Regions from separate parts of the Homo sapiens genome. Here region 2 is linked to region 1. Evidence: chromatin contacts called from ENCODE Hi-C or POLR2A ChIA-PET data. All regions are on one chromosome and are shown on one strand. Each heading gives the region's core, a stretch centred on a gene start or an enhancer-like site at or near the end of the contact. The rest is flanking DNA. Distances are from core to core; before and after follow the strand shown. Region 1 holds the start of SLC45A1 (solute carrier family 45 member 1). Region 2 overlaps LINC03154 (long intergenic non-protein coding RNA 3154).

Region 1 (4,584 bases), core at 1,044-3,543:
CTTCCCAAAGTGTTGGAATTACAGGCATGAGCCACCATTCCCAGCCCCTGAAGTGTCTTTTTGAAAAGAGGAGCCTCTTTGACCTTATTTAAAGTGGACTATGTAGACGGCCCACTTCTCTACCTGCAAGAGGACAACTCTACTGCCACCTCCGCCACACCCCACTGCAGCCTGTCCTAGCAGAAGGGAGATCCTCACACACTCAATGAACTTCTCTCTAGCATCTGAACCAGAATTAAACCTAGCTTAATCCTGGCTCAGAAGAAGTCTTTACTAAGGATTCATCTTCAAATCTGGGGATCAGCATTACCATTTTTATTAAAACTACATTTAGTAAAAACTGTTCACAAATGTTTATCATAAGAAGAATTTTAGAAACTCATTTTTGAGACCGGGCACAGTGGCTGACGCCTGTAATGCCAGCACTTTGGGAGGCCGAGGTGGGTGGATCACCTGAGCTCAGGAGTTCGAGACCAGCCTGGCCAACATGGAGAAACCCCGTCTCTACTAAAAATACAAAAAATTAGCTGGGCATGGTGGCGAGTGCCTGTAATCCCAGCTACTCCGGAGGCTGAGGCAGGAGAATCGCTTGAACCCAGGAGGTGGAGGTTGTAGCGAGCTGAGATCGCACCACTGCACTCCAGCCTGGGCAACAGAGTGAGACTCTTGTCTCAAAAAACAACAACAACAACAACAAAAATCCATTTTTAAGGTTCCCATAAAAATGGGTGAAAGTGGAATTTAAGATCATAAAATCTAATTTTCATGCACAAATACAAACATTCGCCAGACCATCTTTACTGTACCATATGACCATTTACTCGGTCAAAAGGAAATCCACTCATCTCCCTGGATCCCCCGAAGGCTATGCAAGGGGTCCACTGTGCTTCCAGAGTACAGAGGATGCTTAAAGTAACAGATTCCTCAAACTGTGTTGTGGGAAGTTTAAGCGGCAAATGATTAATAAAAGTAATCAATGTCAATGTAGTTTGAATGCTTACAATGATCCTACTACGAGCGGAAACCATTTCCTCATTTCTTTCTTCTCGTTATGAAAATGAGCTCCCCCCACGGGGTTGCCTTGGGCCACCTCCCTTCCTAGGGCGTATTTGCTTATTTGTTTATTTGAGACGGAGTCTCACTCTATCGCCCAGACTAGAGTGCAGTGGCATGATCTGGGTTCACTGCAACCTCCGCCTCCTGGGTTCAAGCGATTCTCCTGCCTCAGCTTCCCAAGTAGCTGGGATTACAGGCATGTGCCACCACGCCCGGCTAATTTTGTATTTTTAGTAGAGATGGGGTTTCACCATGTTGGCCAGGCTGGTCTTGAACTCCTGACCTCAGGTGATCCACCCGACTCAGCCTCCCAAAGTGCTGGGATTACAGGCATGAGCCACCGCGCCCGACCCCTCATGCTTCTTTCTACCCATTCTCAAAATTCTTCAGTGAGGTCCTCCAGGACCAGGAAGGTGCTCTACGGACTTGGGAGGGTGCACTTAATAGGCTAGTTACTGAATCGTGGCCGTTTCCCACTTTGCATCTCCGGCAGCTTGACCCCTACTCCAGGGCCAACTTTTCCCAAAAGCCCAGGCCAGGTGCAGCCTGAACGTGGCTTTCCTCCGCCCCTGACTCTGCTTCCCTGTAAGAGCTGAAAAACATGCACGGCTGTCACTCTAGAAATAATTAGAGAAGTTGCTGATTGTCGAGGGCAGAAGGAGCTGAACGGCTTCCACCTCAGCGCGTTCCCCTTGGTGCTGACTCGCTCGGGAAAGGGGAGTCCTCGGTGCCCTCGCTAAGTAACCCTGGGATGCTGAGGGGCGTTGCCAGGCCCCTGGTCAACAAGAGGGCTCAGCCCCACGCAAGAGGTGAGCCGGGAGCGGATGACACCTGCCCAGGTGACTAGGGACCAGGCCTCCGGCTCAAGGAGCGCATCAGGAGCTGGGGCCAAGGCCGGGGTCTCCTCCCCTTGCCAGCAAGGATGAGAGCACCTGCCATCTGGCCGGCACCCTCCCCTGGGCCCGAGGCTCCTGCCCTCGGAGGGGCGAGACGGGGGAGCTCCGTGGACTCTGCAATTCATGAGACTTCCACGAGGAACAAAGGTCTCCGTGCCGGCCTCGGGTCCCGGTCTCGGCGCCCTGACTACCCCGGGGCCCAGGGCGCGGCGCCCCGGCAGGCACGGAGCCAGAGAGCGGGCGGAGGGCGCGGAGGAGACGGTGGTACCTGTGGGTGGAGACGGCAGGCATCCCTGTCCCCGCTGGGCTGCTGCCTGCCCGGCCGCGGTCCCGGCTGCTGCAGCATCACCCGGGGCGGGGCGCTGACGTCACGGCCGCAGCCTCCGCATCCGCGCGGGGCCCGGAGCCTTAAAGCGGCGCCGCGTCTGGGGCCCCGCGGGCGGGAGGGGAGCCCGGTGTCCTCCTGGGCCCTTCCCGCGGGAGGCCCGTCCCGGTGCTTCGCGCACGACGGCGCGGTCTGCAGGATCTGCCAGGATCCCGGAGGAAAACGTCCCCCCGGCCTCACAGTTCTCACCGTTTTCTTCTGATTTTAAAAGAAATAAATACATTTTCGTGTCTTCATGTATAAATAGATACCCATGTGTTCGCGGATACGTGAATGCCGCAGTGCGTGTGCCAAGCCTGTGCCCATGTGCGCAGTGGGGCAGCCGGGCCTGCTGGAGGCGTCGCGACTCTGGGCCCGGAGCTGTCCAAGGCACTGGGGATGCCGCAAGAACAAGGCAAAGTTCCCGCCCCTGGGGGAACTTTGTAATGTAAGTAAATACATAAATACTTTATGTATTTATTATTTACTTCATTTTTTAAAATACAGAGAGGCAGGGCCTTGCTATGTTGCCCAGGCTGGTCTCGACTCCTGGGCTCAAGTGATCCTTCTGCCTCGGCCTCCCAAAGTACAGGTGTGAGCCACCGCACCCGGCTGCATGACATTTAAGAGAGAGACACACACACATTAAACAAGACATAAAATAAATGGTATGTCAGAAGATGGCAATGCCCTAGAGAAGGGGTTAGGGAGTGTGGGGCTGCAGAGGCGCTGGCCTTGCAGGTTTCTATCAGGTTGTTGGCGAGTCCTCACCTGGAAGGTGACACTAGAAGGAGGATTTGCGGAGCAGGCCGGGCACGGTGGCTCACACCTGTAATCCCTGCGCTCTGGGAGGCCGAGAGGGGCAGATCACCTGAGGTCTGGAGTTCGAGACCAGCCTGGCCAACATGGCAAAACCCCCATCTCTACTAAAAATATAAAAATTAGCCACACGTGGTGCTGGGTGCCTGTAATCTCAGCTACTCAGCTGAGGCAGGAGAATCGCTTGAACCTGGGAGGCAGGGGTTGCAGTGAGCTGAGATCGTGCCACTGCACTCCAGCCTGGGCCACAGAGTGAGACTCCATCTCAAAAAGAAAAGAAGGACCTGAGGAGCTAGGGGGGCCAGCCAGACTGACGTGTGGGGAAGGTCACGCCAGGCACTGGGAAGAGCAAGTGCAAAGGCCAGGGGCAGAAGTGAGCTGGGCTGAGTCCAATAATTACGGATGAAATAATTATGCAGCTGGTAGTGGAATAATAACCCCAGGGAAGCGCTGCAGAGTGGGGGCACGGGGCCCTGTGGAAGTTTACCGCGGCGGATTCCACCCCATTGGGAGGGTCGAGGGCTCCTCAAGGAGCCCTACCAGGCCAAGTAGAGAGAACAGCATGTCCCACACAGAGGGCTCAGAGAGCTCTGCACTGGCAGAGCTCCGGAGGGGAGAGGGCCTGGAGGCACACTGCAAAGGAAGTGGAGGGGGACAGGGATGCAGAGGCCTGGGAAGGAGGTGAGGGCTGGGGAGGTGGGACAGGCCCAGGTGTGGCCTCTTAGGCAGTTGCCAGTTTCTAAGAGCAAAGAGAAGCCTAGAAAGGTTTTATGTAGGGGAGTGGATGGCATGAATCCTATTCACAGTTAGCAAAGATCATAAAGCTCAGAGTGAAAACAGATTGGAGGGAACCAGGGGACCACATGGGCGTACCGGGTGGCACAGGTGGGAGAGTTGGGGGTGTTGGTAGAGGGAGAGAGGTGATGGACTGGCCGGGGACTTAGGACTCCATGATTGACTGAAGGTGGGGGGGTACAGGAACAGCGAGGGTGGTGCTAAGAAGTTTCTAGCTTGAGCGATGAGGGAAGAGAGTGGATTCATGGAGGCCAAAGCAGGTGTGTGCTGGAGTGAATGCCATAGGTTTGCTTTGGGATATGCTGAGCTTGAGGGCCTTCGCAGCCTCTAGGCCACCAGACACTTGGGTCTGGAGCTCAAAGATGCTCCTTTATGAGTCCCCTGCACATGGGAGCTAATTGCAGGTGAACTGTGGACCTCGCACTGCCAGGGAGAGGCGCAGGGCAGAGGGCCCCAGAGGACACCATGGGAATTTCAACAGATCCTGCCCAGGCTGAAGAGAAGGAGCCACTGGAGGGGGCTGGTTCTGGCTTCTTTTATCTCTATAACAGGGTAACAGCTTGAAAAAAATACCGATGTCCTTTTCTATTTTGCATGCAAGTGGCCTGCCATCAACTGATGAGCTTCAGCACCTCAGGGACTTAATGCAATAGA
Region 2 (4,584 bases), core at 815-3,314, 36 kb after region 1:
CATATTTTTCCCCCGACACAAATATCCTACACTGCTGTGGCACTGTGATGGAATTCTAAGTTACTACATAAATGCACGGTGCTATTATCATCAATAAATGGCCCAGCTGAGGACAAAAGACAGGGCAGAGCTGGGGAGTAAACTGCTCATGTGCGTCTCCTGGGGACGCCTTGCAGGGGTGCCCAGTCGCCATGTAGGGATGCCCAGGAGCACCTGCTGCCACTGGAGTATGTGGACAATCATTCTCCAGCTTGGTCTAAATTTAAATAGCATATGTTCTACCGGGCTTCAAAAGGCAACATTTTTGTTGTTGCTGTTCTAAGCCTTTCTGGGAAAACCCACATGCTGCAAAATACAGGCTTAAATTCATGAAGATATTCAGACTTCAGAATACATTTTACAAGCAGGTGAAAATTTTCCTCTCCCTTACTAATCTCCCTGTGGAAAATTACCAAAGACCTCAGTGGGGACCTAATTGAAGGAAAAAGTCGTTGTCATCATTAAAGTTATTGCCGTGACTGTAATAATCACTTCTTCAGAACCCGGTTCTATGTGGAAACTAAATGAGTAAACAAGTTGCCCATGAGGGAAAGGAAACCCTTCCAGCTGTACATGACATGTAGTTGATGAACTTGGTTCAATCTGGGAGGAGAAAGGCCGGTGGAAGATAGCGCCCCTGACTCCAATCCTACCACCAGTTACCCGTTAGCCTCTCCTGGAGATGGCTGAAACAGCATAAACAACCTCCAAACACCCGGCCACTGCAGCCAGCTGTTCTAGAACTGAAAGGACACCAGTTCCTCTTTAAGTCTCCGGGTGACACTCATTGACTCATATGTGTCATAGTTAATATGAATAAGACTTTCCTGGATTAACTTAGATATAACTAAATTGCCCAGTGAGGAGAAGCAATTTTCATTTACAGAAAACTATTACTGACTATAAAACTCTTTACCCGTGACGCTCACTAATTACTGATGACCCAAGGCTGGTGACCATGTCCTTCCCGGGCTGCCCCCACACAGCAGGGGCCCAGCCTCTTCCTCCTCCACTGCATGGAACGAGCAAGCTGCCTGCTGCTCATCTCGCCATGTCTTTCTGAAACCAATAAAACCTATCTGTTTTTGTTCTGCATTCGTGAATGATGCTTGCTGTTCAGAAAAGTGCATGCGTTGGTTGACAAAGTCTAACGAATAAAAAATGTCAGTGTGACTTCATGGAAATGTTGGTTCTCATCAGTCCTTTTCCCCAGATCTATTATTGCAAACACAAAGCGTTTTCTTCTACCGCACTCTGGGAGACTTACTGAAATAATTGTGTCATCGCTCCAGTGAAAGCATCCTCATTTCTGTCCTCATAGGGACTTTGGAGAAACTCAGTTGTCTACTTTCTCAAAACTTTTACTTGAATTGCTTTGCATCCCTAACTGAAATCTTCCAGCCCCCAAGGTCAGGGCTATGATATACCATGGTAACCAACTTCACCTGCCCCTCAATCCTGCCAAGCTTTGGTGAGATTCCCAGGGTGGCGTCCCACCACCAGCAAGTAGGTTCCTGATCACCCCTCTTAGCAAGGACTGTTTCAAACTGTCCCCCTTCTCAGACACCAAGCCACTCCCCCTCCCACTCAATCACAGCAGAAGACTCGGATTCCTATCTTACACAGAAAATGGCTGTTACTGGTGGCTGCCAGACCTGCAAACCTCCTGCTATTTTCCATTCTTTCCTGCTTCCCGCCTTCGTCCTGTCCAAGGCCAAGGTCTCCGTCTGTGCCCTACAGTGCCCACCTTCTCTGAGATCTCCCTCTAGTACAATCTCTTACTGTTGGGACCTCAGCGTCTCTCTTGACCACTCCCTCTGCCCCTCTGCCCGCTCCGCTCCTCCAGCTTCCTCCCAGCTCGGCAGAGCTGTCTGTGGCAGCCACTGCTGCTGGTTCCCTGTCATCCAGTTCCCTTTTTTCTTTTGGAATTGAAGCCCCCTGGGTTTGACTGGCCACGCACTGGTGACTACAAGGCCAGCCTCTCTCACTGGCCAGTGTGAGAGGTCCCACACTGGCCAGTGTGGACCTGAGCTCCCAGGACGCTTCTGAAAAGACACTGCTTGTCCTTGACCCCTTTCCCTTTCTGAGGACTGCAGCATGGACATGAGCAAGTGCACTGCCTTTGACCATGCAGAGGAAGACAGCACCCTGGGCGCAGCAGAGCCACGTGGAGGAGGCGGGCTGCAGGCTGACCTCACACAACAGAGCCACTCACCCCACAGCCCCACCTAATGTCTGCTTGGGCTTTTATGTGCAGGAAAAATAAACCTTCTGTCTTGTCTAAGTCACCGTCATCTGATCTATGTGAAAGCAGCCCAACAAATACGTTAATAAGATATTTTCTGATGGGAATGTAAATTAGTATAGCCATTATGGAAAATAGTGTGGAGGTTCGTCAAAAAAATAAAAATGGAACTACCACATGCTCTGCATTAGTCCATTCTCACACTGGGTAATTTATAAAGAAATTACCCACCCACCTGAGACTGGGTAATTTACAAAGAAAAGAAGTTTAATTGACTCACAGTTCCACATGGCTGGGGAGTCCTCAGGAAACTTACAATCATGGTGGAAGGCACCTCTTTACAAGGTGGAAGGAGGGAGAATGAGAGATGAGCAAAGGGGAAAAGCCCCTTGTGAAACCATCATATCTCGTGAGAACTCACTATCACAAGAATGGCATGGAGGTAACCGCCCCCATGATTCAATTACTCCCACTGGGTCCCTCCCATGACACGTGGGGATTATGGGAACTACAATTCAAGATGAGATTTGGGTGGGGACACAGCCAAACCATGTCATGCTCTAATTCCGCTACTGGGTGTATATCTGAAGGAAAGGAAATCAAATCAGTCTGCTGAAGAGACATTTGTATTCCCACGTCCATTGCAGCACTATTCACAATAACCAAGATATGGAGCCCACCTCAATGCCCATCAGTAGATGAATGGGTAAAGAAAATGTGGCATTTATATATGGAATACTATTCAGCCCTAAAAAAGAAGAGAATCCTGTCATTTACAACATGGATGAACCTGGAGGACACTATGTTAAGTCAAATAAGCCAGGCACAGATAGATAAAGAATGCGTGATCTCACTCATATGTGGAATCTAAAATAGTTGGACTCATAGAAGCAGAGAGTAGAATGGTAGTTACCAGGAGCTGCCGGGATGGTTGGGGAAAAGTTGGTCCCAAGGATACAAAATTTCATTCCAGGTAGAGTGGTGCTTGCCTGTAGTCCCAGCTACTAGAGAGGTTAAGATGGAACGATGGCTTGAAGCCTAGGAGTTCCAGACCAGCCTGTGCAACATAGTGAGATGCTGTCTTAAAATAAAGAAATAAATAAAATGGAAAAGACAAGACAATTTTTAAAGAAGAATACAAAATTTCAGTTAAGATAAATAAGTTCAGGAGATCTACTATACAACAAGGTGACTGTAGTTAATAACATTTTTTTTTTTTGAGACAAAATCTCACTCTGTCTACCAAGTAGCTAGGACTATAGGCATGTACCACCACCACTAGCTATCTTTTTTTTTTTTTTTTTAAATTGAGACAGAGTCTCACTCTGTCACCCAGGCTGGAGTGCAGTGGTGTGATCTCAGCTCACTGCAACCCCCACCTCCTGGGTTCAAGCAATTCTCTGCCCCAGCCTCTCGAGTAGCTGGGATTACAGACACCTGCCACCACGCCTGGCTAATTTTTGTATTTTTTTTCTTTAGTAGAGATGGGGTTTCACCATCTTGGCCAGGCTGGTCTTGAACTCCTGACCTCGTGATCCATGCACCAGTCCTCCCAAAGTGCTGGGATTGCAGGCGTGAGCCACCGTGCTCAACCTAATTTTTGTATTTTTAGTAGAGACGGGGTTTCATGATGTTGGTCAGGCTGGTCTCAAACTCCTGGCCGCAAATGATCTGCCCACCTCAAACTCCCGAAGTGCTGGGATTACCATGAGCCACCATGCCCAGCCAATAATATATTGTATTCTTAAAAATTGCTAATAGGCCAGGTGAGGTGGCTCATGCCTGTAATCGCAGCACTTTGAGAGGCCGAGGCAGGCAGATCATTTGAAGTCAGAAGTTCGAGACAAGCCTAGCTAACATAGCAAAACCCCGTCTCTACTAAAAATACAAAAAAAGTTAGCCGGGTGTGGTGGCGCATGCCTGTAATCCCAGCTACTTGGGAGGCTGAGGCAGGAGAATTGCTTGAGCCCGGGAGGCGGAGGTTGCAGTGAGCCAAGATCGCGTCACTGCACTCCAGACTGGGCAACACAGCGAGTCCTTGTCTCAAATAAATAAATAAATACATAAATAAAGGGATTGCACCACTGCACTCCAGCCTGGGCGACAGAACAAGACTCCATCTCAAAAAAAAATTGCTAAGAGAATAGATTTTTATTTTATTTTATTTTATTTTTTGAGATGGAATTTCACTCCCATCGTGCAGGCTGGAGTACAGTGGTGTGATCTCAGCTCACTACAGCCTCCACCTCCCAGGTTCAAGTGATTCTCCTTCCTCAGCCTCCTGAGTAGCTGGGATTACA

Evidence for each region. A loop is a pair of places that touch in the nucleus more often than their neighbours do. ChIA-PET counts read pairs that join two places held with the same protein, here RNA polymerase II (POLR2A). Pooled maps may share reads with other maps.
Region 2: a loop to region 1 is called in a pooled map, with 7 times the contacts of the local background. The contact joins the enhancer-like site here to the promoter of SLC45A1 in region 1. A Hi-C loop is called at or near these places in 1 of 168 maps with a recorded cell type or tissue (breast epithelium), 4 of 37 single-sample maps with no recorded cell type and 4 of 50 pooled maps. POLR2A ChIA-PET finds 5 or more read pairs at or near these places in 5 of 52 experiments (HepG2, K562, OCI-LY7 and 2 more).

The regions. Positions count from the first base shown.
Region 1 is chr1:8,315,823-8,320,406 of GRCh38, reverse strand. It overlaps SLC45A1 (solute carrier family 45 member 1), which reads right to left and starts at 2,293. Exons shown (of 9, transcript NM_001080397.3): 1 at 2,221-2,293. RefSeq lists a silencer at 2,184-2,463.
Region 2 is chr1:8,279,636-8,284,219 of GRCh38, reverse strand. The region is part of intron 1 of LINC03154 (long intergenic non-protein coding RNA 3154); the gene reads right to left. Among named protein-coding and RNA genes, the nearest start is that of LINC03154, 23 kb to the right of the region's middle. Within about 2 kb of position 2,064, at least 4 of the 41 ENCODE cell types and tissues checked have a DNase peak (open chromatin) inside an H3K27ac peak, as active enhancers do.